2 separate regions of the Homo sapiens genome follow, and region 2 is linked to region 1. Evidence: chromatin loops called from intact Hi-C (ENCODE). Cell type or tissue: endothelial cell of umbilical vein. All regions are shown on one strand. Each heading gives the region's core, and the rest is flanking DNA. Links, peaks and the distances in the headings are about the cores only.

What was found. Hi-C counts contacts between places; a loop is a spot of excess contacts. Peaks named below come from ENCODE experiments on the same cell type or tissue, not always from the same donor. Only the 100,000 strongest peaks of a DNase experiment are listed, where the experiment ranks them.
Region 2: a loop joins it to region 1, with 2.1 times the contacts of the local background. A loop is called at or near these places in 2 of 110 quality-filtered maps.

Annotation. Positions count from the first base shown.
Region 1 is chr12:82,466,633-82,482,990 of GRCh38, reverse strand. METTL25 (methyltransferase like 25) reads right to left here. Exons shown (of 12, transcript NM_032230.3): 10 at 6,273-6,347; 11 at 5,639-5,710; 12 at 3,752-4,059. The coding sequence ends at 3,967. It also overlaps the pseudogene LOC100421061. Among named protein-coding and RNA genes, the nearest start is that of METTL25, 120 kb to the right of the region's middle. In endothelial cell of umbilical vein, for the core only: no CTCF peak of the experiment used is centred there; a DNase peak (open chromatin) is centred at 8,000; H3K27ac peaks cover 1,918 bases.
Region 2 is chr12:82,398,132-82,414,489 of GRCh38, reverse strand. It overlaps METTL25 (methyltransferase like 25), which reads right to left. Exons shown (of 12, transcript NM_032230.3): 4 at 15,096-15,695; 5 at 11,360-11,507. Among named protein-coding and RNA genes, the nearest start is that of METTL25, 48 kb to the right of the region's middle. RefSeq lists a silencer at 12,826-13,120. In endothelial cell of umbilical vein, for the core only: no CTCF peak of the experiment used is centred there; DNase peaks (open chromatin) are centred at 6,119, 6,839 and 7,659; H3K27ac peaks cover 979 bases.

The DNA.
Region 1 (16,358 bases), core at 3,435-11,434:
GGATACTAAAAATCCATTTGTAAGCTGTTTAATCAGAATTTACAACACTTTTTCCTATGAAACCAATGTTATAAATATGGTTAAGTTCACATTTTAGTCTCTCTAGAAAATTTAGCAAACACAACTATTACTTTTACACTATGCATTATGTAGAATTAAGTGCTTTACATTGAGAAATGTAAACATCTGCATCAGCATGACAGAGATACTAGGTTTAAGAACTGAAATCACCTGTGTTTATCTGATTTATTTGTTGTTGTTTTTCTTTTTTAACGGAAAACTTTGCATAGGAATAAGATTGTACCTCAATAAGTAATTTCATTGCTTCGGAAAATTCCTATACATTAATTTATCTCAATCCTCTCCACTTCTCAAAGAATTCACTTACCACGCAACAATTTACTTATCAACACTTGCTTCAAGACCCGTGCATTGCTATATATGCTAATCCTAATCTCTTCTGTCATAAACTTTTTCAAATCCCAGTTTGTTCTCTACCTTTGAACCCAGACCTCCAAATCCTATAAATATCTTCCCCTAATTTCCCCCTTGAGCTGCACTGTGAAGACTGCCAAGGCAATGCCCTCTGTTACTGCAGTGAGTTATAAAAAGCTTAGTTTTACTTCATTAGCAGCTTTTTCTGGAGGCATTTTCAGGTAGTTCAATAACATACACTTAATCTTCCTAACCATCTTAAGAGTGAGTTCTATTTATTGTTCTTTTTACAGATAAGAAAACTGGGGCACACTAAACAGTTAAGTGACTTACTCAATGATACAAAACAATTTAGCTCACATGAGTCAAAACTATACTACTACTATTACTGAGTCCCTGTTCCCTTTGGCTACTCGTTTGAAGATGCCCTTAAGAAACCTATATCCTGAACCCTTCAGTTCTGATCTTGACTATTGTAACTATTGTAATTAATACTTTTATTTTTTATCTTTCTCACTGGACTGTAGGCTCTTTGAAGACAGTGGAATACTGTTTGTCTCCATACTGTCAATGCCCAGCGTAATCTCTGACAAATGGTAGGCATTCAATAAATGTTTATAAAATAAAAGTAAATAAAACCCCACTTTACAAATGAGGCTCTGAGATGTTAAGCACTGTCATGATTTAGTTCACTCAGAATTTAATTATCAGAATTTGTGCTCATGCCTAGGCACCACATTCTTTGGCTAAACTGTAAACTAGTTCTCAAAGTGCAGTTTTTATGAGATGGGAGTCTACAACCATTGCAAAGGGATTCATGTGTACAAAGCTGCAGTCTGAAATACTCTGTTTCTTTGCTTTCTGTAGAAATGTTATCTCAGTGTGATGAATGCAGTTATGTCATGTTGATTTGATGCTTGCATTCCACATTTAACTGATTAATAAAAATGGAAACCATTAATGGATACACGTAATTTCTGACAACTGTTTAAAACATAGGGAAATTACAATCAAGTTGCCTTGCTAATGAAACTGTTGTAATTAACTTTTTTTTTTTTTCTTTTTTTTGAGACAGAATTTCGCTCTTGTCGCCCAGGCTGGAGTGCAATGATGCGATCTCGGCTCACTGCAACCTTCGCCTCCTCGGTTCAAGTGATTCTCCTGCCTCAGACTCCCGAGTACCTGGGATTACAGGCATGTGCCAGCACGCCTGTATTTTTGTATTTTTAGTAGAGACGGGGTTTCACCATGTTGGCTAGGCTGGTCTGGAACTCCTGACCTCAGGTGATCCGCCCGCCTTGGCCTCCCAAAGTGCTGGGATTACAGGCATGAGCCATCGTGCCCGGCCTGTTGTAATTTCCTTCTCTATACTAAAAGGTGTTTTATACATATAAAGTATTTTTCTTTATTATAATGAGAAATAAATCTTATAAAAATATTTGGGTACCAGGAAAGGATTTTAAATTTTTACATAGAAAATTATAAAAGAAAAAAGTTGGCTGAAAAGGTTTTCTGCTCCTGAAATAGTTACTCTTATAGTCAACAATATGAGGAAATCACAGCATGCTGAAACAAGGCGGCTACATTTAGAAGAATGCAATGGACAAATTGAAACTGAGGGGGATTCTTAGGCAGTCAGTATGAATATGACAAATGAACTCACAGTCTGGTTCTTTTCTTTCTTCCTGTTTTCCATCACTGCCATTGGCTGCTAAGACCATTTAGATGAAGGTTAATGGGAAAACTTTATATTGAATAAATAAAACAACTGAAGCTGCTGATCAATCTTAGTATCACTAAATATGGAACAGCCAAACAAGATGTGTCTCCTGATGTGATGCAATAGAAAGTACGTAACACTAACGATGAAGTATTTTTGCCAAAAGACAAAAATAAACAAACACATAATAATAACTTAACTCTCATAAATTTCTAGATCTACCAGCTTTTAGGAAATACTTGGGATGGGTGTATTAAATGGCTCTCTGAGGGTATCATCAGGTAAATCTAGAAATTTATCCTACAGAATCTATCTGTATTTTATAGGATAAATTACCTGGTTTCTTAAATAAATAAAAATGATATGAAATTTTAAAGCTGGAGGGGAAACCATCATATATTTAAAACAACCTAAGAGACACATCAAGCAAATGCAAATGTGTTAAATTTGTTTAGATTCTGAATTGAAGAAACTGATATAAAGAATTTTTCAGCCAACTGCAGATATATGAATGGGGACAATTATAGATGTTATTTTGAAAAAACAAAACAAAACCCCATAACTGTTAGAAATAACGAACTCCTGGAATTTGCTTTAAAATTCTCCAGCTAGGGTATGTGTGGGTGGGGTGTGCATGTTCATGTTTATGTGTGTATAGATGAAACAAAATTGGTAAAATGTTGATAATTATTCACTTTGTGATGAGTACATGGGGATTCCTTATACTCTACTCTCCACTTCTAGATATGTTTGAAATTTTGCAGGAAAAAAAAGCTTAAAAATGGCTTATTTTCTAAGCATTGTACTCTCTCTACAAAGAACCTGATTATCCAGGTTCTTTGTACTCTCTGTACAAAGAACCTGATCACCTGAGGCTGTAAACTCAATATTTATATTACAATACAAATAAATATAATTATTCTTCTTAATCGTGGATAGATGCCAACATTTAAAAAAGCAGTTCCTTTTTTTGCTTTGGAAAATTTTATAAAATCTCTCTAGTTGAGGATCAAGGAAGCTTTATCCCAGTTCTTCATCTCTTTGGTATGCATTAGAATCCTCAAGTTTTCTGCTAATGAAAGGAACTTGTTTCACAATGGGCAGAGTGTTGGCCTCATTCCATTGACTCTTGGTTTACTCAGATTGGCTTTTTACAGAGCATAAAGTAATTACATTAAGTGCCAACCCATCACTTTATTTTAGTAAGATAAATTGCCTCAAGAATCCCTAAAGAGAATATCTTACTTATAAGATACAACTTTCTTTAAGGGAATATCCCATGTACTTAGATTAAAACCCAGTGTAAAATGTGCTTTAAATGAGGCACTTTTAAATTTCTGACCTGGTTCCTGGGTATTTCTTCCCTTTAAGTGCAGATTTTTTCCCTCCTGGTAAAAACAGAAAAACCCTTCTAAAATGTGGAAGAAATTGCAAATGATCTTCCGCACCAGCTACCTTTACCTCTTATCTACGTTTAATTCAATACATCAAAATGTGATTTGTAGCAAATGTAAGGGGTCTTAAATATTGAACAGGAATTAAGACGTAGATTACAATGTTCTACTGATGTACTAACTCAGGAATGTAGGTCAACTGTTTTATATTATTATGACAGGTTCTTCTTTTATTAATGTATGCTTTGACAATGGAAAAATGGATTATAACCTTCTGTTGTTAGCCATTATTTTATTATTTAAAATACATAACAGTCATTTAAAAATTTTTGTATAACAGGACATATATGTTTAGAAAAGCAATCTCAGCAACAGGTCTCATAGAGAAATACATCTAATAATTTGCTTCAATGGAAATCACTGCTGCTTCTTCAGGGCAATAACAGCATAACATCTGGGAGATTTCACGGGATCAAACAACTTCACAAGAGCAGACCATGCAATATCTTCCTGTAAATTAATAAGTGATTTAGATATACAACCATTTGTTGAAGAAAAAAATTAGACGCGAGTTGGATTATATATTGTAATATAAAAAATACATAAAAACAAAGCTGTTTCACAGAAAATTCTTATGCTTTGTTAAACAAAATTAACATTCACAATTACACCTTCAAAAAAGTTTATGCTGAGGAAACAAGGATGTACATAGAGAGTGAATTACAAGTTTATTCTTTGCTACGGTTGTGAAAAACTGGAAGTGGCCAATCACAAATGAGTATTAGTTAAATAAATTATTTTATGATGAAATGTTCACTTTCTATAGTACATTTAATATGGTGGGAAATTCTGAATAAAATAAAACAAATTAGATGTAAAACTGCATTTATAATTTTATTCTAATATTAATTAAAGTACAAATAATATGCACTATATATGTTATAACCATATATATTTGAGAGATTCCTTAAATATACTAAAAATCTAATAGTTGAAGCTATTAAATAAAAGGTAGGATTATGACTACTCTTAATTTTCTTTATTATATATCCTGTATTTTAAATTTTCTAACATAAATGTGCATTACTTTATAAGATATTAATTGAAATATTAAAAATAACATTTCTATAATTTCTATCATTTCATTACAACCTATTAATCTTTGTGCACATTGTTTTGCTTACCTCTTGTACATAGGTCAATGGAGATTGTTTTGAAAAGGGATGTGAGAATCTAGTAAAATAGGTACTGATTTTATCACCCACTAACTTAGGAACCAAAGCTTTCCAGTGACTTGAAGTTAGCTGGCAGCTTAGGAAAGTACATCATTATTTACATATTTAAAAATTGCCTTTCTCCATAAAAATACAAATTAGAACAAAGCAAACATTTTTAAATATCCATTTGTTTCAATTAGCATTTGTTCCAATTAGGAAAATAAGAAAGTAAAGCTCCCCATATGACAAAATAAAACTGTTAAAGAGTTTATAGCGGAAACATTCGGTGAGTCCATGAATGGGTTTAATTTAAACAGTTCACCAAACTTTATTTTGAGCATAGCTCATAATAGAATCTGCAGAAAATATTTTCCTTAAAGACAACCCAAAAGACAGTATTTTTGTCATTTAACATAGATAAGTAAGATTGTGAAAAAAACAGAAGGAATCTTCCTTGATCAGAAAGAAGTTTCTATTCTGCAGAATCCATATGGCCAACACTCCAAAAGTGAATTAAAAGACAAATTCTTACAAAATGAAACGCTTATACAATATCTTTTATGTCTAGCCTTTATAAATTTCAGCTATACAATATTTCATATATAGCAGTTTATGTTCACTGCCTATGTATAGTAATTACCATACAATTAAAAGAATGTAAACTTTATTATAGCAGCTTTGCTGAAAACATCTGTTGTACATATGTTTATATGTTTAAAAAGGGATGGAATGAACATTTAAACTATGAAAATATAATGAGAAAAATTTTCTTACTAGTTTTATGTGAAAGACTCTTATCCTAGATATAAGTGGCTCTATATTACTGTATTTAATAAGATATTTGTTGTGTATTTTAAAATAACATAATTTACCTGCTCTTTCAGGTAACAAAGTCGATCCAGAAGAATCAAAGTCTCTATACAGGGAGCCAGTACAACTTTCAACTAAAATAAAAAAATTAGATAGGTAGGTTGGTGGTACTTAAAAAAAAAAGACTAGCTTATTTCCTTAAACTTATGTTTAAATAAATGTATCTACAGAAGTTTATATAGGCTGAATCTCCAAAATCCAGGTACATCTTCAGAAAATGAATATTTCAGAGATCAAAAGGTTTTCTTTAATAATAGGAAAAGAATGTCCTTTAAGTGACTGTGAGGTAGACTCCAACAAGCAGTCATATGTGATAGAAAGCTTTTAAAGGGGTACTAAGAATGAAGTTCATTAAAAGGAATGCTTGTGAAATAACTGCATTGGGACCAATATGTGTTCAAAGGACTCTGAAACTTTTTGTGCATTTATAATACTTTTTTAAGAGAAATCTACCATGTGTTCTCTTTATTACATTACTGACACCTAATATAGTCCTGAAATAGGAAATGATCCAAAACAGTTTTTCTACAGTAAGAGAAAAACAACATAGATTGCTTAGCCCATAATAAAATTTAATAGGACCCTATTCAAGTCTAGCAACATATCCAATTTAATATGCTTAACTCTGAGATTTACCATATTAAAAGCTTCCAGCTCATTCATTCGAGGCTTATACTTCTCGTAGTAGTTCATTATAATTTTTTCTGGCAGCTTCAAGATAAAAAACAACAATAAATTTAACGATAGTTTAAAAATATTTTTCCTTGTCAAACATATCCTAAAGTAAAATAAACATGACATCAATTTAATACAACCTTAGGTGTCTGAAGAACTCGCTCTAAGGATATTCATGAAGCAAGTCAAGATAACTCTAAATTACTTAAAATTTTTACACTGATATAGGTTATGCAGCACATCATAAATAAAACCACCAGCAACATCCCATTAATATTGTTTAATTTCAACAACTAAGAAGGAAATATTTACTTTCATTTGTTATTATGCTTTGGACACACAGGAGGAGATCAAACATTTTTTGACTAAAATTAAACTTTACAACACTGTATCTAAAACAAGACATTTTGAGCAAAATTCAAAGGCAAGAGGAACACAATGGCATATGTTCATACTTAAGGTAGTTTCTTCTAACATGCACTTCACAAATCCATCAGAGAGAATTACTTTTATTTCTTTTTCTTCTTTTTCTAAAACAAATACCTATAGTATGTTGAACTCTTGTATTTAGCAGGCCACTCTCTAGTTCAATTGTGCTTTTGCTCCTGCTAGATGAGCTTTGTTACTGAGTCAATTGTATTTATTTCTAAACTTGCTATGCCAGTTACATTATTGTCATAATATACAGGTTGAGTATCCCTAATCCAAAATCTGAAATGCTCCAAAATCTGAAACTTTTTGAGTGCCAACATGACATTCAAAGGAAATGCTCATTGGAGCATTTCAGATTTTGGATTTTTCAGATTAGGGATGCTCAAATGGTAAGTATATAAGGTAAATATTTCAAAAAAAATCTGAAATCTGAAACACTTCTGTCCCAAGCATTTCAGATAAGGAATACTCAACCTATCATATAAATAAGTATTACATAACAAATGAAATATGAAAGCAACAGGAAAAATTGATTCTATAATTTTTGCAAAAAAGCAGCCCTCCCCTGGACAGAAAAGCCTGATAAAGCAGAGTCACCAGAAGAAACTGCTGTCAATTAAATGTGGTCAGAACAAATGAAAGGCTGGATAAAATGAGTAAAAATCTGAAAAGACTTGTACTCAGATTTATCTGCAAATGTTTAAATAAATTTATTATTTTTTCAAAGTCCTTTTTTTTTTCACAATAGCACTAAATTTCTTCTGAATTTAAAAAACTATAAAGGGTAGTGGAAAGTAAGGCTCTGTCTCATTCAATTTCTTGTGAAGCCTTCCAGAAAAACTCTCCCACTTTGTACAGAACCCATGCAGATTACACACTCCCCATCCTTTTTAAAAGTTTGCCATTTTTTGAATCAAATGAGTCCCTGCTGGAGCAAACTTTTGTAGAAGAATATATTGGACTAAATCCAGGCCTGAACTTCAAGGTAGCAGAAACTCTCAACTCACAAAATTGCGTGTGTTGAATTACAGCCTTTAGTTCTCTCCTTTACCATCTGAAGATCAGCAGTTGTAAGATAACTCAGAACTCATAATCTTTCCTATCTTGCTCCCTGAAAACGTATTTCTTCAATATGATTTCTTGGGTGCTCCATTTTCTTTTTTTCTGTTGTGCCAAATTGGGAAGCACCATGCTGGTCACCAGTTGTATTTGTTTCAAACTAGAGACTGTTGATTTTGTTCCTCAGGATATGACACTTTAGAGAACTATGTTCTGTTGATTTTGTCTGAGATCTGTAACCGTGGGCATTTCCTCTTGGCATCTTTCTGCATCCCTCTTTTACCTTCATTATACTTTGTAATATACATAGTTTAAGATTTCAAATTCCTTCTGATATTGTCAAAGAGAGTTTTGTTTCTCTTTCTCATTCTGTTTGTTGCTTTTGAGTATATTCTGGAAAGAAAAGGTGAGAACACCTTTTTACTGTAAAATTAAAAAAAAAGTTTGTTGTTTTAAGAGATCCAAAACTGGATATCATAGACTATGCATTGTAAGTATGTTTGATGCAAAAAAGCCAAGGGAGAACCCCAAACAGTGAAACCATATGCAAACCTGTGTGTAAAAAAAACCAAACCAAATCAAACTAAAAATGTCCTTGTTCTTACAAGCGCATAAGAAGTATACAGCTGGCCTTCTCTAACTGCAGGTTCTGTACCCACAGACTTAATCATCTGCAGACCAGAAATACCTGGAAAAAAAAAATAACAACGCAAAGTGACATTAGCAAGATGACTGACTACAGATGCCTGATGCCAGTTCCCCCATACAAGAAAGAGACAAGGCAATGAATATACAGATGAGATTTGATTGGAGTGTTGAACAGAGAGCACTGGAGTGCAGCAGGGAAGTGCAGATGCACCTGTGGTGATTAGAAGTCCAGGTGGGCAGCTTGGAGACACCTAGCCTCTGTAACTCCATCTTCTCTGATTGGATGAGATCTGCCCCAAAGCAGCAGAAACTTCCTGTTACAGGGAAAAAGTAAGCAGAAGAACACTACCAGCCCCCATTGCTACCACAAACACTTACCATCCTTTCTACAAGAGAATGTCATAGTCCTCATAAATGGTGAGCCCAGTTTGGAGGGCTTCCAGGAACCCTCACAGCTGCATTGTCCCAGATTAGGAGAACAATGCGCGCACTCCCCACTCCCACCTAGCCTTGTATGCCAAGCTTCTACAGCACAGAGCCATCTTAAGACCAGAGTAACATCAGGAGTGCACCCTGCTCTGAAAGTCAGTAACACTACCTCTACACCACTGGGGTTCTATCTTCATTCCACCAAGCCCATATGGGTGGCTGACTGCCACAACCTAAGCTGCATGGGGCCTGGGTCCAGGATTGGCTGTCACTCTGGTCCTACACAGCAGAGAAACCAACTCACTTCCAGACACAAAAGCAGTCTGGCAGTCCTGTCTAGTGTAAACCTACCCTTGAACTGGCAAAATTGCTGCGTGCCCTCTCCTGAGGGCGAGAGGCCATGAAGCCTCCAAACAACTGACATGCTCTGAGGCCAGGTGAAGTATACACCCACAACCAACGATGTACAAACAGCCCTGTGGTGCTGCACCCGCTGAGCTACCCAAAGGCCCAATGCACTCAATCAGGGTTTGAGAAAAACAGCCCTACAGGCTGCCCCTGGAGGGCGATCACCCAGGCTGACTGAGCAGCTGTGGGCCTATGACACAGGCCTGAGAAATAGCTCTGGGGACCATCCCCAGTATACAAGCCTCCAAGCCAGCCAAGTAGCTGTGTGCCTACATCCCAGGCTTGAGAAGCAGCCCTCCCCTGGAGAGGCCTGGCCGACATGCCCTAGGTCAGCTGAAGAGCCTTGCGCTCCTGTTCCAGGCCTTGAGAAACATCCCTGTGGGCAGCTCTTGGCAGCCACACCCCAGGCTGGCTAAGCAACTGTGTATATGTACTCCCAGCCAGAGTAACTCCCCATAACCCCAGTGCCAGCTCCAAGCTGGCTGACCCATGATATGCAGGCATGCACCCTCAACCTGAGAAACAGCACAGTGAGGCCATGCCTAGCAAAGCTGCCCCACCACTATCCACAACTCTCTCAGCCTAGGCCACCGAGACACTCATGAATGCCACTAGCATGGACTGCATCTGAAGAATCTATGTGGACACTACACTACTGCATCCACCTAGGACCACAGCAAATGTACCCCACCCAACTAATATCCCAAAACTCATTCATATGAGTAAGCCTTTACTTACGAAACCTACTCCATAAAATTGGATGATGTGACTTTTCCACTGAGTGCATAGAAACCAATGTAGGGACACATCAAACATGAAAAAGCAAGGAAACATGATACCTCCGAAGGAACACAGTAATCCTCTAGTAGTGGAACCAAACTATAAGGAAAGACACAAAATGCCAGAGAAAATAATTCAAAAATAATAATCTTAAGAAAACTCAGTACAAATAGATAAGTCAATGAAATCCAGAATGAGAAATTAAAGAGATAGATACAAAAAAGAACCAAATTGAAATCCTACAGCTGAAGAATTCAAGGAATGAAATAAAAAATACAATTGAGAGCTTCAATAACAGAACAGACCAAGCAGAATAATTTTTTTTCGAGACGGAGTCTCACTCTATTGCCCAGGCTGGAGTGCAGTGGCAGGACCTCGGCTCACTGCAAACTCCGCCTCCCAGGTTCAAGCCATTCTCCTGCCTCAGCCTCCCAAGTAGCTGGGACTACAGGCACCCGCCACCACGCCTGGCTAATTTTTTGTATTTTTAGTAGAGATGGGGTTTCACCGTGTTAGCCAGGATGGGCTCGATCTCCTGACCTCGTGATCTGCCTGCTTTGGCCTCCCAAAGTGCTGGGATTACAGGCATGAGCCACTGCGCCAGGCCCAAGAATTTTTTTTCAAAACGAAAAAAACAAAAAAATGTTATTGATGAGTGCACATACAAATGAACCTAGACAACCACTAAGAGTTTCTCACACTTTTATGTACTCACAAAATTATTTCATCTTTATAGACATAAGTGAACAATTGGCTCTGCTACTTCTTAAAGATGTGAAAAACTTCTTAGGTTTAAATATACAGTCTTAATTACACCAATGTCCCAATGTCCCAAGACAGATTGTAGGTAATGGAATCTCAACTGCGTCTCAAAGAATCAAAAACAAAAAACAAAACTCAATGCAATCTATAAGATTAATATATTTATAGGAAAAATTCATATTAAGTAAATTCTATCCCTTTCTCCCTCTTATCTATTCTCTCTCTCAGTTATTGACAATTTTTTACGGTGTAAGAGGGCAGGAAAATTTCTCATCAACTTTTTCAAAAATAAACTATTAAAAAGATACCCAAGAGACTTATGAATATAACACCATTGAAATGATTTACTGAGAACTAATGCTAGATCTGCTATTATTATGAAATCTACTGAGAAAACACTTTGCATTTCTATAGTATTTTTAAATAAGTTCTCCAAACTGCTTCAGAATCTATAATGGTTTTCACAAGTAACATTTTATTGGAGTTACCATCATATGACATAGTTGGTATGGAAATGATTACATCTAATAGATGAAAAAGATTTAGACATAAAGAACAATGTGCCCTAATGTTACTGTTAAGAGTTAGGATTAGAACTCTCACCCTATTCTTAATCCTGTTTAGTACCCTAAGTCTCTATATATTCTGTTTCACAGAATGCTACTAGTCACTGTGCTCATGTGTTCAAACAAATTTGGGCAATGCTGTGTTAAACAAAGCCAACCATATTCCCAGAGGCTTTATCATGCATAATAAATATCCAGGAAAGGTATAGAGAATAGGGCAGGTGCCATAAACTGAAAGCCCTGTAGGCACCAGGCAGGTAACAAACATGAGGAGGCAGGGCTAGAGAATGTGGCCCCATCTAGTGGGGCCCTGACCACACAGGAATGCAGACTAATCTAGCCAAGTCTTTTCAGAGAAGCTACAAATCTGAGCTTTAATTTCAAATTCCCAGGTTTATGCATGTTGCATCAATTTAAGAAAACACTGTAGTATGAAAAAAATATTTAGGCCAGATCAGGCTGGTCTCATTTAGGAAATGTGAAATACCATGAGTCACAATTTTATTTTCCCATAGGACCTTCATTCAAAGGATCTATTAGTTTCTTAGACCTCTGCAGAACAGTGTTGAAAATGTTCACTTTGAAAGCAAGCATCTTGTCCTCCTAGACCATTATGATGGGAGCACCTCTAAACCCCAAGCATGAATTATTCAGGGTTTACTCAAATTGAAATAGAAATTAATGCCCAGCTTTAACTGTTCATGTAGAAATGTTTCTCTTCTGACAAACCTAGCCCTCGCAAATCTATACTTCTCAACAATTATACTGGTAACTGAAGGTATCTTTACAATAAGCCTCACAATTGAATTGTGAAAAATAACACCATAATTCATTAGATATGAAAAAGACCCTTCAACTTTCTGAAACAATTTTAAATATATAAGTGGTTTGAAGGCATTTACAAGTTTAGAATTTGGGTTGAAACTAGTGACAGTTTCAAACACTATAATACTTGCAATGTAACTTTTCTAAGGCAGAAAGGCTTTTTTTTTCCTATTCTTTCCTCTTTTCCCTTTCATTTCTGCCCTGTCTTCTTCATTTCTGCCCTGTAAAAATTAGTTGAGAGAGCCTGCTGGTTGTTTACTGTAGTGCCTAGTATTGTGGCACAAACATAGTAGAAACAGCATAAAAGTGTTTAATCACATGGCAAATGATTTTCTCCACCTAGTTTCTACTTGGTCCATACTCACTTCTTTTGACTGGTAAAATAGCTACCCTGATCCAGGGATCAAGTACTGAATGCATCATATTTCCAGAGCCATGAGAAAACAAATACACCTGTTACAGACAAATGAGACTACCTCCTATTTTATTTCCATGGATGAAATAAAAACCTGGGTTCACTGGGAACCCTTGCAGGAACCTAAGAAATGTAACATTTGGAGTTATAATATAGAAATAAGAAATAATCATGAATTTCTTTCAAATAAAGTCTCAAATCAGATTTGATTTTTAAATCCTATTTCTGTCTTCTCAGCAGCTTTGGTGGCCAAGATAGAAGTCATTTCCTACATTGTCAGTGATTATTGTCTTTGATGGACACAAGATTTGTGGAGTCTAAAGAGAACATACAATTCTAAAGCGTTCATGTTGGAGAGGGAACTCTGCAATGATCAGAAGGACTGAGTCAGTTTTAGCATAAAAAATGAGAACTATATTAACAATGAGGCTGACTACACAGAGTTTTGAGCTAGAGACTCACTCTACCCAATACCATTGACATCTTGAAATGTTAGATGAAACTGACATAGAAAAATAATCCTGGAGTTTAAAGTATGTCTTGTCAGACCAGATGGTAGTATCTGGTCACTGTCTTCTACAGTGATGGGCATAAAACCTCAAAGTGCACCATTTTAATCCATGACATAAAGATTAACCTCAATAATATAGATATCATCTTCTGCTTGCACTTGTCTTTCACCTGCACTCTGCAAAGCTCCAATTAGAAGGTGATATGGTTTGGCTGTGTCCCCACCCAAATCTCATCTTGAATTGCAGTCCCCATAATCCCCACGTGTCCTGGGAGGGACCTGGTGGGAGGTAATTGAATCATGGGGGCAGTTTCCCCCATGCTATTTTCATGATAGTAAGTTCTCATGAGATCTGATGGTTTTATAAAGGGCTCACCTCTTTGCTCACCTGTCATTCTTCTCCTTCCTATTGGGGTGTGAAGAAGGATGTGTTTGTTTCCCCTTCTGCAATGGATCTTAATTTTCCTGAAGACTCCCCAGCCCTAAGGAACTGTGAGTCAATTAAACCTCTTTCCTTTATAAATTACCCAGTCTCGGGCAGTTCTTTATAGCAGTGTGAGAACAGACTAACACAGAAGGTCTCTCAACAGAACCACATGCAGTTGCAGCATCTTGCAGATGATGTAGAAATACTTTATGTTAATGTTGACATCCAAAAAAGTGAGAAACACCAGGCAGAAATACAGATTTCCATAGACATCCCCTTAGTGATGGTGGCGATCTGTGGATTTTGTGCTGGGGACATGAGTTTGATTGTTATGTCAAAGGCAATTTGAAGAATGTGTCATGGTGCCATTCCCATGTGTTGTGTAAGAGTACAATGGGGTTGGTGGGTTTTGTCCTTGTTTGTAATGTTGTAATCTGGGTTTCTGTTGTTGTAATCTAGGTTTCTATTGGCTGAGTTGGAGAAGGTGAAATAACTACTGGTTCATGGCTCTGCAGGGGTGATGGCATTGGAGAAGCAGAGGTTAGAGACTCCAGATGACATGGGAATACTCGTGTTCCTGGCTGGTTTAATCTCCAATGACAGGGTGATTTTCATGTCACTGAACCACCCCCTGTGCACAACATAGCAACAATACAAGCCACTGTCAGTTTCGGTTGCATTTTCTATAGTTAAGAAGGCATTCCCTTTCAAAAGGTACGTAATTCCCGTTAACACATTTGCTTCTAAAAGGTGACATGGGATCTACTAATCCAGACAATTTCATCTGAGGATCCAAATATAGGGCACATCCTTCAGCCCCAGCACATAGATGACACCTCTCCATCATAGATGCAAGGTAGCATGACAGGCTAACCTATTGCTCTACTCACTTGTACCTAAAAAAACTACAGTATCTGCCACAAGTAGGATGAGGCTTAAGATGATCCCTTGAGGATGCATTATGGGGTGAGTTATTTAGGAGGCAGTTTTCCAGCTTCTTCTTTAGAGTGCCTCCTCATGCCTCCTTGTCCTTAGCTGACCCTTCCTCCAAAGGTCTTTGTAAATAAAGACAACTTTCTCCCAGAATTCCATTCTTTATCTCCTTGTTACATCTTTTTCATAAGAATACTTAGAAGTATATTTGAAAATCAAATTTTTCCAGTTGGCCAATCTTTTTGGTAGATTTGACCAACTTACAAATTTAAAGAGATTATAGGGAGATTATTAGTGGACTGGAACAGTACTTGTTTTCTGCTGGGTTATTTTAAAAAATTTAGCAAAGATCTTAATTTTAGTTGACACACTAGGTTAGAAAAATCATACAGACTTTGAGAATGCTGGTGTAGGAAAGGACTTTGAGAAGAAAAAATTTCTGAACCAGAAGACAGGTCTTCTGAAATAATACAGACAGACAAAAACAAATTTATAAAAACAAAAAAATAAAAAAAAGCCTATAGGCTTTCTGGGACACCCTTAAGACCACCAAGCAAATATTTGCATTATGGGTATTCCAGAAGGAAAAGAGAAGGAAAAGGGTATAGAAAACATACTTAATTAAATAATAGTTGAAAACTTCCCAAGTCTTGGCAGAAAAATGAACATCCATGTCCAGGAAGCTCAAAGACCCCAAATAGATTAAACCCAAACAGGTTCTATCCAAGGCATATTAAAGTCAAACTACTGTAAGTCAAGAACAAATAAAGAATTCTAAAATCATCAAGAGAAAAGCATCAAGCCACATATAAGGGAATCTCAATTAGACGAACAGTGGATTTTTTCAGCAGAAAGCTTATAGGACAGGAAAGAATGGCATGATATATTCAAAACATTGAAATATAAAACAAAAAAACTGCCAGCCAAGATAATGATACCCAGAAAAGCCATCTTTCAGAAATGAAGATGAAAGAAAATATTTCACAGATCACAGATAAGTAAAAACTAAGAGAATTCATCGCCCTTAGACTGGCCTTTAAAAGTACTCAAATGAGTCTTACATCTGGAAGTGAAAAAATAACAATCACCATTATCAAAGCATGAAAACTATAAAACTCACTGGTAAGGGTGATACACAAAAGAGAAAGGAATCAAACTTTATCATTGCAGAAAACCACCCAATCATAAAAATAAATAAGAGGTAAGCAAGACAAAAAAAGATTTAAAAAACAACCAGAAAACAATTTTTAAAATGCCAGAAGTAAGTATTCACCTGTCAATAATAACCCTGAATGTAAATGGTCTACATTCTCCACTTTAAACATATGAACTGGCAGAATGGATTTTTTTTTTTTTAAAGACCCAACTATATGCTGCCTGTAGGAAACTTACCTCACCTGAAAACACACTCACAGGCTTAAAGTGATGGGATTACAAAAAGATATTCTGGCCAGATGTGGTAGCCCACACCTGTTATCTCAGCACTTTGGGAGCCAAGATCATGCCATGGCTCTCCAGACTTTGAGACTCCATCTCAAAATAAAATAAAATAAAATAAAAGGTATTCTATGCTAACGGAAAAATTGAGCAGGAGTAGATTGGGCAAAATAGAATTCAAGCCAATAGCTATAAAGAGAGAAACTACATAATAATAAAGGGAATACTTTAGCAAAAGAATATGACAATTTTAAATACAGATGCACCTTATACTGGTGTACCTAGATATATAATGCAAATATTATTAGATCTAAAGAGACAGATGGACCTCAATCCAGTAATAGTTGGGGACTTCACCTCACTCTCAGCATTGGACAGATCATCTAGACAGATAATCAACAGAAAAAACCCATTA
Region 2 (16,358 bases), core at 3,379-11,378, 68 kb after region 1:
TTAGTCGCAAAAAATAACGAGGTGCAAATTAAAGAAAAAAATAAGCAAAATATATTGAAGTTCCATTTCTAACTACTTATAGGCAGCAAGAACATGCCCCATGGCAAAAATAAAATCAGCGCCAGTATTCTAGAAAACACAGAGCTGACTGAAGATCACATACAGCTGTCAGAGTGAGGTAAATTGTGCACAGAATGCCAAGTACATCTAGAAATCTCTGTATTCATCTCATATTAATTGGCAAGAATGTTTCTGAGACATAGGTCCAGCTGAACAATGAGGAGTAATGTGATATTGTAACAAAAGCTTATAAACAGCTGAATCTACAAGGCTGGCAGTAAAGTTTACTCATCTACTGTAGGATTGCAAAGAACAATACCTACACTAGCCACACCAGAAACTTAATTCAAGCCGAGATAGATCCTGATAGTTCCTCACTGAATTACTGAACAAACTAATACACTATTAATATTAATATAGTTAAGAAAAAATATATATATATACATTTGTTATAAATTTTTTATTGCTAGTTTTACTTCCTAAAACCCAAACATATAAAACTGGGAGAAACAACATTTATGGCCATTATTATACTGGTATAAATGTAAAAGTATAATTTTCAAAAATTTCTTATTATCATCCAAATGCAGAATCATAGCAGGAAAGTAGAGTATTTATTATTTATTATTTATTTATGCAAACCCAATATAAGTAAGAAAAAAAAGATACTAAAAGTAAATGTCTTGATAAATACAAATAAGGTTAAATTGAAATAATACGCATGTTTCAGAAAGCTACATTCAAGTTATAGAATGGTATCATCAGAACCAGAAGAGACAGATCATCTAATTTAACCCCTCTCTTGCTTCACTAATTTACAGATGATCCACAAAAGCTAACCGATCCAGGTCACAATACTGCAGAGACAGAGGAGAACGCTAGTCGGTCAAAGCAACTTTTCTTCTATGCAGTGTTTCTGCACTCCCTTGGACATCTAGAAATCACTCTCTCTATGCTTGGAATGTAACTTATACATAACTCTAATACAGTACCTATCAAACTGTATTACAGTTGTCTTATCTGTAACAAAACCTATTTATTATATTATATATTACTTTAAAATGTTTCATTTAGATATCTTCAGTATCTAGCAAAGTGGGCAGTGGGTGCATACTTAGTTTGCTGAGTGTCTCCTAAATCTCAGCATATTCTATGTTGAATAAATATTTATTGATACTTATGGCCCAATGTTGTTGTTACTAAATTGGCTCTTATGTTCTCATCATTTCAAAGTCTTCATTTTAGTTTCATGGTTTAAATTAGGAGTTGCTAAAAAATGTTCATGCCTCAATCTCCAGATTCTTGACAAAATACTAATGATTTATAGGAAGGCCAAAAGAGAGTCACCGAAAAGAATTAATTTAAAATATAATCAATTACATACAACTGTTTTTTAAATCTTTCTTTTCTTCAAGGATTTATTTTGAAGCATAATCAATCACATAATTTGTTTTAAAACTTTATTTTTTAAAATTTTATGTTAAAATTATTAGAAAAAAATTATAGTAATAAACATGCAATGCTGGGGCACAACAGTAAGTAAAGTAAAATATTTCCTCTTCAACTTAGGAGAAATTTATGAATCTGGAAAATCCCTGTGAGATTCCACTGAGAAACTGGAGCCTTTATGTGAAAAGTTCAATGTCTGAAATAGGAACAAACTTAAAAGGACATAAATATTCTTTTATACTTGTCAAAAGAAACTTATTCTTTTAAAAAATATATATTTAGCATCTGATATATGCCAAATACTATTTGGTAAACATAGGATAACACAGTTAAGGTGATTTGCAGCTTAAATGAGCAAATTCAGTTAGTAAGAACAAACAAATTTATATAGCGATGTTTTACAAACTGTAGGTGAAAGCCAGTGGAATGGAAAAGCTGGCTCTTACTGGGTCCAGAGGGAGCTGACTGTGTGCATCTCTTGCCAACCCAGCATTTACTGACATCAGGTTGGTAGCTTGAAACTGACCACATTAGGTATACTTGCACAATGGAATGAGGAAATACTACACATTAGGGTTTTTATTCAGAGGCAGAGCCAACCATTAAACATTTACCATCACACTGCTTAGTCAAAACCCATTAAAGCCTTATGAAATCAATTGAATAGATTGTGATGAATATTTTATAAAATTTGAAAGAAAGGAACTGAATAAGATTGTCAACAGGAATGCATGTGTTATAAGATTAAGTACCTATTAAGGAAAAAATACTAACCAAAAAGAAAAAGAGTTCAGTTATTTTTTTTGTAAAATGTAAGTACTAGTTTTATTTATTTCTCTATATACCAGGTAGTGTTGTAAAATGTGTTTCTTAATGTGAGTCTGACTCAAAAATATGTGAAACTACTACTATAACCAAGAGAACAAACATAATGTTCTTCCATAAACATGTTTAGTAACTTTTGTGGTCATTATATGCTTTGTGGTTAAAGATCGCACGTTTGGAAGAGGAAATAAACCTTCATAGCTAATAGGAAGCTTAATTATTAAATTGTAAAGTTAAATAATTCTTTATTAAAAATTAGTTAATTTGGAAGCATCTTGTTCCTTCTCAAGGAATACCGAAGCGTGGAATTGTAATTTATAATCACAAAAGAATCTGACTTTGTGTAGATTTAAAGTTAAGTAAGACCTTTGTCTCACCAGAGTAGTATGCTTTGATCATTTTGCTCCAGTGGTTGATGGAATATAAACTTTCTCTAACCTTCTTCTGTTTCTTATCTTTGCTAAGAAGAGCAAAGCCAAACAAGTACCTTGAATTCTCAAATTACTTATGTCAATATAATTATTTCTTCTGGAGATGTCTCATCAAATACCTTTGTTTCTTCTTTAGTTTTGACCAGTGCTGAATCAGTGCTTTTTTTTTCTTACCATTTATAATTTTATTTCATATGTTATTCCTTTGTTGACTGCTTGCTATATACCCCACTTTATGGTAAATGGTAGGAATGAAACAAAAACATTAAAGAAACATGTTCCAACTTTGCCCCAAAACTTGATTCTCCCTTAGTGTTTCCTATCATATACATTGTTCTGTCACCCACCCAGCTGCTCAAAACAGAAACCTGATAATAATCCTTGATAATCCCTTTTCCTTTATCTCCTTTAAACAATCTTAAATGCTTCTTGAATTTTTCAAATGTACTCTCTTCCTACTACTGCTACCCTTATTTTTGTTCCCACCTTTGTGGTTTCTAATTATGAAATTATTAAAGCTCAAGTTTGCCATGGTACACAAATACCCTTAGTAGCTTCAGTGTTTCCATTATCTTTGAGGACTTCAGCATTCTTGTATATATTGACTAGATATATGTTTCCAGCTTTTCAATGCTTCTAGGAAAAATTAATTGTATTCAGCATTTTTAGTTCAATATAATAGGAGGGTCAGCCAAGATATCTAGCCACATGTATCTTATGATTTAGTGGGGATTTTCTAAGATTTGAGCTCATATTTAATAGATTTTAATCTGTTGAAATTTCAAGAGCCTGAATTTAAGAAGTAGTTCCCTTAAAGGATTTGAATTTGCTTATGCATGAGACAGACTGAAGATGGCTTTGTCTCATTCAAGGGTATGGCTTAGTATGGACATTTCAGGATCAGCTTCCGTATTAGTTGGGGACCATTATTAGTTTTTAGATCTCAATGTGACCAGCATTTATCTCAGAACAACACTATCTATCACTTTATGGCTCATAGTTTCCTCCTTTGGTCTCAACTCCTCTTCCTCCCTCTTCCCATTCTCTTCTTTAAAAGTTTTTGTTTATAATTCTTCTTGATCCATAGAGATTTCCCTTATTTTGTGTGGACTCAGCAATGCCTAAAAAAATACGTGTTCTAATTTAGCCAGGATCTAGCTGAACTGTAGCAGGAGGAACACTCAGAAAAATCTCATCTCTCACACTGCTGGAAACGGAAGTCAAATTCATGCTGTTTTGAAAAGAGAAATGATGCTTTATTCCTCAATATCCTCCAAACTTCCAGCATTAAAAGCCCATAGCAGTAAATAGTCTTGTTTAAGAAAATACATATTGTATGAGATAGAAAATATTGTCAGATCTTTACTGAAAAGACAGCAATTGTTTGCATTGTTTCAATGATAGGATTAATTCATTGCCATTAATGGACTAAGACATTAGTCATACATTTCTCTATGATATAATACATGATTTAGTGCTGATATTAACTGGTTAATGTTATGTTAGCAGTTTTAGTACCATATATAGAATATTTGATATGACGGAATATCATATATAGAATATTTGTTTAAGTAAGCTTAAACAGTATGTTATATGTTCAAACGATGTGCTCAACACGTTTTTCTTCAACCTCTAGACACCTTTTCAGATGAAGTACCTCTAAATTTAAAGCAAAGGAACAATTTTTAAACCTCAACAACAGTAAAGATAATGATCTACATATGTATATATGCAGCCTTCTCCCTCACAATTTCCAGAGATGATACAACTTAAGAAACAATCTACACTAGGATAGGTATCATGCACCCTTGACAAATTTCTGTTTGACACAGAAATGGCAGCACCAGATTGAAAGACACCATCAAAAGATGATTCGTGACCCTCTACTGTTTTTTATTTTTTTTAAGTAAATGGAGGAATCTTTGGGAGAATCACCTCTTTATCCCATATCATATTAAGGCTGGGGGTAAACATGAAGTTAAGCCTGCAGGCTTTCGAGGGTTACACCACTGATATTTGACTGTGCAAATGTGGAGTGCACTAACAATACTAGAAGATGCCCTGGGTCTACTAGGCTGGGAGGAGGCAGGGAAGGAGCAGATCAGTCACAAATTTGCACCCTGGCAAGAGTTGCTCCCAGTAGCAACTGATGATTCCTTAACAAAATCATGGTTCAGTTAGCAAAGAAGAAAAAATGTGTGGATCTGAATTGGTAACTAGTAGTGCTTCCTCTATTTATACCTTTTATCAGGAAAACAACCAAGTTATACTGGTATTTACCCAAAAAAGTTATCTCCAAAACTTCTAGAAGAAGAAATAATGTAAACACTTCAAATTAATTATTACAATAATCAATATTCAAAATACTGAAACATTAATCAAGCTTGGCCAAACAGACACTCTATAAAGGACTGCAATAAAAATGTTTCTCGTATTTCTTGTTCTCCTAGGGACAACTGGCTTATAATGTAAAAATATTTAAAAGTAGTTTTAAAACATATGGTATAAATTCAGTATTCACAATGGCTCATAGAGCTTTGCGGTATTTTTGAAAACTGACATTCATGACAGACTACCTGCATGGTCTACCACACTGTATTGGGTAAACACATTCATGGAAAACATATATTGTTTACATAGTAAATATCATCATAAAAAGTAGCAATGTACATACCAGAATTTTCTACTGTACTATGCTAGACTATTAATAACTCAAATTTACATCCCAAAGGGCAACACTGCCCCAATTCAAACTTAAAAACAGCTGTGCAAATAAAGTGAGGGTGAAGGTGTGTAAGATATTAAGAGAAGGACACATGACATATTTGACCATTCAGAGATATAACTCCATGGAACCTAGTGCTTGATATATTACAGGAAATATGCTAACTTTGTGCACATAAACCCCTTTCTCTGTAAGTCAGATATTTTAGCATAATGATCAAACTATATAGCAGTAGATTTGTATTTTAGTATGGAATACTAGGCCTCCATAGCATATACTGTACAAACAAAATAAGGCTATGTCCATATTCCATCTATCAAAATAGTTTCTGCTAAATAGCCCAGAACCAACTCTGTTTGCCACTGTCTGCCTTCACACACACACACACACACACACACACACGGAGTCACATCTGTTCATTGATAAAGGTAAGCTATCAAAAATCTAGGGATACCCATAATAATTATCCCAAACATACTTTACTTGTTCTAGATTTTTCTCCTTGAATTTGTTTAGCTTCTAACCACTTAACTTCATTCCCTATTTATGACCCAGTTTCCTGCCCTCTTGCATCTGTGTTTTTTTCCCCAGGTTTTTGCTCTGACCTCTATACTTCAAGGACTTTGTTTTGGTCTAGTTACTCCAGCTCTCTGCATTTTGGACTTTGATGTACACTCCTAGGCCCTTTTGAGTTTAACCTGTCATATGAATCCGCAAACTGGCACTTGACTAGGACCCATCTAAGTCTCTGCATAGAAGAACAATAACTATAAATAATCTTGAACATATATCTATAAGTCATCCTGTAGAATTCTTCATGTCTTCTTATATAATCATAATACATACCTTGTTTTCAACCATGCTGTTCATCAGAATTACCTATAGAACTTCTTAATCATACTTATATTCAAGTCCTATGCCTAGAGATTATTATTCAGAAGGTAAGAGGCAGGTCCAGGCATCTATACACTAAAAGTGTCAAATTCGACTCAGCTAGGCAGCTAGAATTGAGAAATACTGTTATAAAAATTTCATGGGATGGTTCACATCTTCTCTGTTTTACTACAGCAAAGATACAGTGAGAAAAATGGAGATGGAGTGTTGGAAAGAGAAAAGGGAGTATGTTACCTTTTCCATCTGGTTTTTGAGATGAGAAAATGTGGCAGTCCAGGGCTAGGCAAAACTGTAATATAAACCAAGTTTACTTTCATTATTCCTATCACTTATTTTTCCACATTTTTCTCTTATCTCTTGGCTTTCCAACTGTTTTCTTGACCTCCGAAGTATTTGAGGGTACTCACGTTGCATACGTCCCCGCCCATTTCATCATATCACTCAGTCCTGTTTCCTCCTGCTTATTCTTTGCTTTCCTGACAAGCAAAACTCCCAATCGTCTATTCATTTCAAGTATGTATCAGGAAATTAAGTAACATTAAGATATTACTATTAGCTTTCCCCACTGAAGCCTAGCATTGTTTGCCTGATCATATCAATGATTCTTGATGGGTAAGATATTTTTGACAGGAAGGCCTTTCCAGTTTACTATTCCTATAGGGAGGGAAATTCAGAGTTTATAGCTGCTGGTCACAGTTCTCACAAACCTTTCCAACACTTTTTCTTATTTAAATCCTGTGGCCAAAATGTCCTGCAAACCTACAGTGAACAACAGCAACTTCAGAAGAGAAGACAAAACTGCCTTTACCCAGGCAGGATACAAGACTAATGCTTGAGAATCTGTTAACTGAGAGGCTTCCATTTCTAGTGTGCAAAAGTTTGGAGCTATTCTCTTCAACTAATTTCCTTAGAAGACTCAAAAATGATTTTATGAATGACCAAGTACTAAAGAAAGAAACTAAGAGAACCAAGAAGAGATTTTTGGAAAACAGATTATGGAGTAATCTTAAATGTGAAAGGAGGTCAATAAAAATCATGCCTTTTTACTGACTGAAATGGACATTAGGATTATCATTATAATTGCTTCTATGAAAGACATGAGCAAGAATAAGACAGAAGAAAAGACAATTACAATGAGAAAAAGTGACTATGAAGTCAAAGAGAAAAAAAAAAACTTGATTTTAAACATCTATCACTGCATGCCTTTGTTTATTCTGCCTGCAATACACTTCTTACTTCCTTGTCTGATTAACCTCTACTGAATCTTTCAAGACACAGTGGATATCACCACACGGGAATATACCCTCAACCCCTCACAGACTGAGCTACATGCTACTCTGCTGTAAGATAACAGATGTAATACCCTGTCTTATAGCAATTACTATATTATTTTGAAACTAATGTTTGATGATAAAGAAAACAAAGATGAACACTAGTGCCATATTTTATGTTCTCTAAACTCTACATTGAACTGCTCAACAGTTCACTAAATTTTGGTTTATTAAAAGAAGAGTACCACTGCCTTAAGCAAGTATTAACTATTTAGTACTGAATAAATAAAATACAATATATTAAACACCTTGCAAAATGAAAAAGACTAAAGCAACGTTCTCTGTGCTGATACAGAAAGACTATAAAAAATATATTATGTGGAAAAAAGGTGATGAACAGTTTATACATTTGTTTGCCTAAAACATATAAGAATATAGAATGTGTATATGTACTTTTTTTCTAGAAAGATACATAAAAAAACAATATAGGTACGGGGACTTACTTTGTATTTTCTTTTCCTTTGTTATTTGAATTTTCTATTCTAAATAGTTTTTACAAAAAAACAATGTTTTTAAAAAATTACTAATAAGGATTATCTGGTTCCTAGGATTGAGGGCTTTTTAAAGAAATTATTTAAGGGTGAACACGATATCTCATTTTTGTATCTCCACCACTAAGCACAGAGTGGAACACAGTTGGCACTGATGATGTTGAACTGAACTCTGCTTGTCATCTATTTTTCCTATCTCTTTCCATAACTATTGACTTTTTATGAGCCTCTCCCCCATTTCCCTTTATTTTACATAAAGTACCAACTACAGTGCCTTGAAAATAGTAGCTGCTCAATAAATGTTTGTTCAGTGCAATAACATACTCTCTTATGTGTGTAAAATGCAGCTGCCAAGGCAGGAAAACAGTGATTTTTTTTCTATTCCTAGTTACTTGTTTTTGACACACATTATACAAACATTCATCTATTCAATCACGTTTGAGTGAATGTGCTTAGTACTGAAGATACAAAAGTGAATGGAATCTGGTGCCTCTCAAGACTAATCAATCTACCAATTTTTCATTTGCAGGAAAGAAATGGCAATGACAATATGTGGATGCACAATCTTGCTTCTTTCTTCCTTTAGGTTTTTCAAAGCCCTCTCTATCTAACATGCCCTATTCAAATTCATTTTAGTTAGAATACATGACCAGTGAATATTTGCTAACAGTTTAAAGCAATAATCTATTAGAAAACGTACTGGAAAGCTGATTTAAAATGGATTAGCAAGGAGTAACTAAATTTCTTTTTTCAATCCTGGCAAGTAACTTCTGCTACTTTTTTTAAGTATGAGATTGAAGAATCCAACATCAGATAAAAAAGGCAGTAATGACACCTTCTGGTTACCATAAAATAATGATAGTCACCTAAATCTGAATCTATTTACATATTTTACAAAAAAACAGGCAAGAGATAAAATTGCTCACAATCCACAGCAACGCAACAAATTTTAATTTAAATATGTTAGGAAAGACACTATCCTAAACCAGCAGAATGAGCTCTGGGGATCACTCTGGAGAAAGAGTAAGGTGCAACTGTGCAGAAAAGAGTGTGAGAGAGAGTAGACTACATTGCCAAAAAGGATAGGGTTCATCTTTGGTGGGAAAATACTGAGACTACCTCTGAGACTTCACAGTACAGAGTGATGGCTGCTAGGGTCTGACCAGAGATGGCAGTCTTAAGAAAGCACTGCGTGAAGAGGAGAGGGAGGCCCCTTGGAATGGGAAGGCATCCTTGGGGGCAATGATGATAAAGTGAAAGAAGGAAGCAGGTAACTGAAATTAAAGACCTTAAAATGTAGTGTAAGGATAGTGACTCTAATTTTTTTTTTTTTTCTTTTGAGATGGAGTTTTGCTCTTGTTGCCCATGCTGGAGTGCAATGGCGCCATCTTGGCTCACTGCAACCTGTGCCTCCTGGGTTCAAGAGATTCTCCTGCCTCAGCCCCCAGGGTAGCTGCGATTACAGGCGTCCACCACCATGGCCAGCTAATTTTTTGTATCTTTAGTAGAAACGGAGTTTCACCATGTTGGCCAGGCTGGTCTTGAACTCCTGACCTCAGGTGATCTGCCTGCCTCGGCCTCCCAAATTGCTGGCATTAGTGTCTCTAAATTTAATGACACACAAAGTGTCTACACCTGTCCCCAAATTGAGCCATTTATTAATTGAATTTCATTGTACCTACAGAACAGGAAACTCTTGAACTAACAACCAAATAGTAAACCCCAAAAGGAAGCACTTACCTACATAAATCTTACCCTACTGCCAATTAAGGAAAATGTTATACACAGAACATTTAAAAAGCTGTAGAACTGTGATTGCATTAAAGTATTTTTTCATTTATTTCAGAAAAGATACATAAAAATACTATAATATAATGTAAATATGTGGGTATATAATTTAGTAGAAATACTTTTTTTTTCTAAGTTCATTTTTTACCCTAATTTTTGGTCTTGAAAATTTCTGTACTTAGAAAAAAATGAGTTGGTAATAATAGCATGACAATCGTATACTCTCCATCTAAATTAAACTAGTGCTAAATTTTTGCTAATTTGCTTTCTTTCATTCTATCTCTATACAGTCATAATTTCACTATTTCATACTTTTCCTAAAATAAAAATGTCAAAACACTGACATAAAATAATTATAATTTAATTAACTATATTTCGTAAAAATGTGTGCCAATTCTAAAAATGGTTTCTGTTTCACCTTGTCACATTTCAATAAAATTAAACAATTACAATGTTTACCTCCTGGGCATGACTAAATAAGAAATAATTAAAATATATTAATCTGGGTTTTAAAACTAAGAAAAGATCAACCAATACCATCTTAATGCACACAAAAGTTGGTAACCTAAAAATTCCCGATCTAAAACTCTTAGCAAGGACACAGATAAAGATATCATTAAACTAACATAAAAACGAACTACTATTATTAGTATACTAAATAACCATCTAATCTGAACCAGCAGTTTTGAAATCATATTTTACAATATCTTATGGAAAGATTTAACATGTAAAATGGAGCAAACAGCTATTTCAGGAGCTGCTCTGAATGAATATGTGGGGTGCTTCAAATCTTGCAAACCTACTCCATACTCTGCTCATCAGCACCTTCTAAGTACAGGTAGCATAGTTTGAATACTATTATTTTAATGCAATCACACAGTTTTAAAGTTTTCTAAAATTTTGGTATGTTGACTCTTCAAAATACAGTAAAGAACTTTTTCTTTTTTAAATATCAGTATTCCTTCAGATATGAAAAAAGGCTTTGGAAACAAAAGCAAACTTTGAAATTCAATATTCATAACAAAATAACTCAGTTTTACTAACTCAGTAAATGTATACTTCACAAGTATTTTAAAACAGAAGTTCTCTAAAATATGTATCACATAAAATTTTCAAATATTTGCAAAGGCTTCAGCACTCATTAAGCCCATTTTATGACCAAAGAAACTATAACAAATATACAGGTGGTGATGCATTAAATTTCAATAACACCGTAACACTAAAAGTGCAAGTAAGTCAGATGTTATCTTAAATGCTGATCCAAATCATGGTAATGACGAAAAAACGGGGAGAAATAGAAAATAGAAATAGCATATTTCATTATGCTCAAATGAATAAAAATTATGACACATGGGGAACTTGTACCTTTATGCTGGTTTTCAAATTCTTCAGATAAGAGGTGGTAGCAACAACCCACACTGCAAACTCCCTTGATTTCAGAGTTGGAGGTAAATATTCGCAAAGTATTTGGAGCCAGATCACCACAAGTGTGGAGACCCACCATCAAACAATCCTTTAAAATACAAGAAGAAAAATAAAATTTGGTAATTAAAAAGAGGGTTGTTTAAAATTTTTATTTATTTTTACATACAGGATCTTGCAATGTTGCCCAGGCTGCACTGTGGTGGCTATTCACAGGCACGAATATCACGTGCTACTGACTCAAATTACTGGCCTCAAATGATCCTCCTGCTTCAGCCTCCCAAGTAGCTGGGACTACAAGCACATTGTACCGCCCACAGCATGAGTTGAAGATTTTAAATCTTTCAATTTAAACATCCATTAAATCTTTAATGATTTAATGATTTAAAGATTAAATTAAATCTTTCAACTTTAACGTCCATTAAAATATGTAAAGCTGTTAATAATTATCAAATTCTACCTAGAAAGTATTCTATGTTTTTATTTTCATAGTAATAATTATTTCTTTATAGGTAAAATAACTGTGATCTCTTTTTACAACTTTTGAATTTTTTTCAGTGATTTCACTTATTTACCTGTTTATATTTTCTCCCATTTTACAACTAATATTTGCTTAACAACTAGACAAAGCAAAAATTGGACTAATCAAATGTAACATGTATTTCTAGACCAAACCTGTGCTTTGTTATAAATTTATATCACACTTTGACCATAATATTAATTTTTGAAATTAATTTCACGTCTCAGATTGCCCATCAAAACCTTATAAAATATTGTTATAAAAAATAAATAACTGTTGTAAACTTGGTATTTCTACTTTAACAACAAAAAGCTTAGTTTATACACCGCATCAACTATGACAATATAAAATTTAATTAAAAAATTTTTTCCAAATTTTATAGTATACATCGTATTTAAAATTCTCCTATGAAATGTTTATTCTAATTATCCAAAGCCTAATTTAAATGTACACACACACATACACAATGAGTACAAATGTATACATGCACAGAATCTTGTTCAACAATCATTTTGAAGTTGAATTTACTAATAATACTCTTCTGTCTTTGACATGACTCATAAAAATTTAGTTAAAGTAGGAGTAAAAAGAAACTTGTAAGAAAAAAAATTTATACAGAAAACCTGTACCCTATTAGAATCACATACTTTTACCATTTGGAACTAAAAAATTTCTAATAGTAGCCTCTCAATTTTCCAGATGACACTCAAACCATGATAATGTAAAGATCATGTTTTAGTGTAAATCTGTGAATATAGGTATATTAATTTCTAGTTTTTTAAAATTAAATCATCATGTCTCTCAAAGTGTTCTCTAAAGTATTACTCATCAACTAATTTTAGTTGGTACTTTATAATACCAACTAAAATTAATCTTAAAGCTGTAAATATTAAAGATACATGTGTTTACTTAAGAGATGTTAAAGAAATAGTTATTAATGAACTAATTGCATAACCTGTAGTACAGTCATTAAGAGCACAGTCTCGGGAAAAAGCCTGTCTAAATTCAAGTTCTGTCACAGTGTGATTTGGAAAGCAAATTGAGGAAACTGATTTCCTCAACTGTAAGATGGAGATAATAACAGTACTTCATCTCAATGGGTTCTTTCAAAACTTAAGTAAACTAATCCCTGTAAATGACTTAGTACACTACCATATAATAAAATTCAGAAAACATTGTCCATTTTTTTATCATTGTAATTTACTTTAAATTACAAATTCAAAATAACGTTAAGTATTAACTTGTTTCTCAAACACATTTTTATAACTATTGTCAGCATATAATTGTTTCACTAACATTTTTAAAAATTATTTTACTAAAATGTTATTTTAGCCTATGTCCTAGACATAAAAGACAGCTGTAATCAAACTTACTAAAAAAAAAATTACGCCTGTAAGTGGTTTTGACCTGATAGAACACTCAGTTGCTTCAAGCACTATCCTTTTCAAAGCACAGTTTATAGAGGTTTATACAGCTACTCTGCTTTTCTTGATGATTAGTTTAGATAGGTTTTATTTAGAGATTATGATGTCATCAGTAAAAAATAATTCAGACAAGATTTATTGCTACTTAGGGACAGAGTAATAAAGCTACGAATTTCTCTCTTTAAGCTTAATTTAGCTCTCCCTAAAGAAAATAAAAGAACATTTAACCTCATTCTTTATTGTATTTATCATATAAGATTAGTTAATATTAGCAAGTAGCAGCTAGGAGACAAAAATATGTAGTCACCATATTATCCTACTAGTAAAATATTTAAGTATTGCGAGAGGGTAGGGGGAATAGGGGGTGTTAGTTAATTCTGTTATTAAATTGTGATTTGCTATAGGATCCAAGAAACATTCTTCCAGTATATCTTATTTTAGATGGTTCTTAAAAGAATTTGTATACAGTTTTGATCATATATTTTCAGCAAGATTTTGAGAAAATTAGAAGGTGACAAAATGTACTAGAAATTTACATTTAAGTTAAACTAAAGTCATTGAGATTGTTTAACCCTAAAAGAAAGTCTAAAATAATTACTAATTTCATGTATAAGAAAAAGAATTAATGAAGGTACACTAGATTCCCTTAAATCCAAAAATATCTGGGAAAAAGAAAAATTTCCCATTTAAAAAATGGTAAAACAATGGTCAGCTATCAAACAAGGATTTAAATTTATAAAGAACTCTACTATCTCTTTTATTTATACATTTCTTTTTTTCTTTTTTTTTTTGTTGGGGGGGACACCGTCTCGCTCTGTCACCCAGGCTAGAGTGCAGTGGTGCGATCTTGGCTCACTGCAAGCTCCACCTCCAGGGTTCATGCCATTCTCCTGCCTCAGCCTCCCGAGTAGCTGGGACTATAGGCACCTGCCACCACACCCGGCTAATATATATTTTTTTTTGTATTTTTAGTAGAGATGGGGTTTCGCTATGTTAGCCAGGATGGTCTCAATCTCCTGACCTCGTGATCCACCTGCCTTGGCCTCCCAAAGTGCTGGGACTACAGACGTGAGCCACGGCACTCAGCCTATTTATACATTTCTTTGGGGAAGAATTTCTTTAAAAAGAAAAAAAAATTACAAGGGTAATACAACTCCAAAAGCTACCTTTTTTTTTTTTTTGAGACAATGAGTTAGGCCAAACGATCTCTAGAATCTCCTCTATAATACTGTTTCAACATGCAACATTGCCTTTAAGATCTGCTGTCTTTCAATTACATAAACTGACATACTTGTAATTTAGAAAAAGTTCAAGCTTTGAAGAACACTTAGAAGCTACTCTTGCTCAAGGAAATTCCATATTGGCAAGTGTAACATTGAACATTACTTTGTTCTAGATATCCCTTTACTTCAAATTTAAATTAAAATTTAACTACTTGTTTAGAATTTTAACAATTCCTAAACTGCAGAATGAGAACTTAGTTTACTTACTAGCTTTTGTGCCAGGACTTCAATTTGATTTAAGAGGCTTGAAATGAGTAGAGGATACTCTATTCTGAACAGGCTCATGTCAGGTTTTGATGGGTGTGGGAATAATGAAAGCCTACTTATGATTTCATTTTCTTGGTCTGTTAGATTAATGTGATCAAGTAAGATATGTATGTTAAGTAAGCTACTATTAAAATTGAATACAATGTTTTTGTAAATCAAATTAAATAATTCAAAGGTAAAGTCACCTCCAAATCTTTAATAATGTCATGGAGTTCTGAATCAGCAGTGATAAAAGAGGTTAAAGGTGAATATATATTTGATTCACTTGACTTTGATGTCATTTTTCTTCTCTCTTTATTGGCTTCAGATGTTTCTCTGTTGGGTATTTGCTGTGAAGAAGTAGGCTCTACAGCATTAATAGGCAAAAGGTTTATAAGAGAAAAGGAATTTTCAAAACACAAATTTTCTTCTTGATGTGGCTGAGAATGAAGGGTTTCCATTTGGTTTCTGATATTAGAAATTACAGAGCCAGAAAAATCAGGCAAAATAGCTGAGGTAGGCATCTTTTCTTGATTTGTAGGACTGTTGTTAAACACTTCCTCAGTATCAGCTTTATTTTTAACTTTATTTTGCACTTTCCTTTCTTTTGCCATTTTTAATGCTAGTCCATTGACATCTAATCTTGACTGAGCATGACAGAGTTTCCAATGTTTCTTCAATTTTCTGTTTCTCTCCTCAGCTCCATGAGTATTGGTATTTGAAGAATCAATTCCATAAACTTTTAAGCCATACTTCAAGGACAAAAAAGAGCTTAGGTAGCCTTTACCGGAACCCAAGTCAATCACCTAAGATTAGAAAAAAAGAATAAATTAAAGAATTTTAGGCAAATGGTAATAGAAAGCATTCTAGATTTTTTGAAGTAAACAAATGAGTTATATAACTTAAATATTATTTTAATTTTTTTTTATTCCTATGAAAAACCAACCACTCATCATTTTTATTCAACATTTTACTGGAGGTTCTAGCTAGTTTAATAAGTCAATGAAAAGAAGCAAAAGAAATAAATAATGTAAGGGAAAAAGGAAAACTGTCTTTTTTGTACATAGATGACATAGTCATGTCTGCAGAATATCTTAAAGAATATACAAAAAGCTAACAGAAATAGTAAGTGAATTTAGCAATGTGTCAGGGCACAAAGTCAATAGAATTAACAACGAATCATCAGAACATATATAATATAGTAGCAAAAAACAATTAGGAGTCAAGCTTGGTGGCTCAAACCTATAGTCCCAGCACTCAGGGAGGCTGAGGGAGGACTGCTTGAGGCCAAGAGTTTGAGACTGCCCTGGCCAATATAGCAAGATCCTGTCTCTATAAAAAAAAAAAGAAAAATAAAAATTAGGAAGTAAAATTTTAAAACAATTAAAATAGAATAAAAATAGAATATATAGGAATAAATTTAATGAAGGATGTACAAAACCTATACATTGAAAACTATAAAACACTGC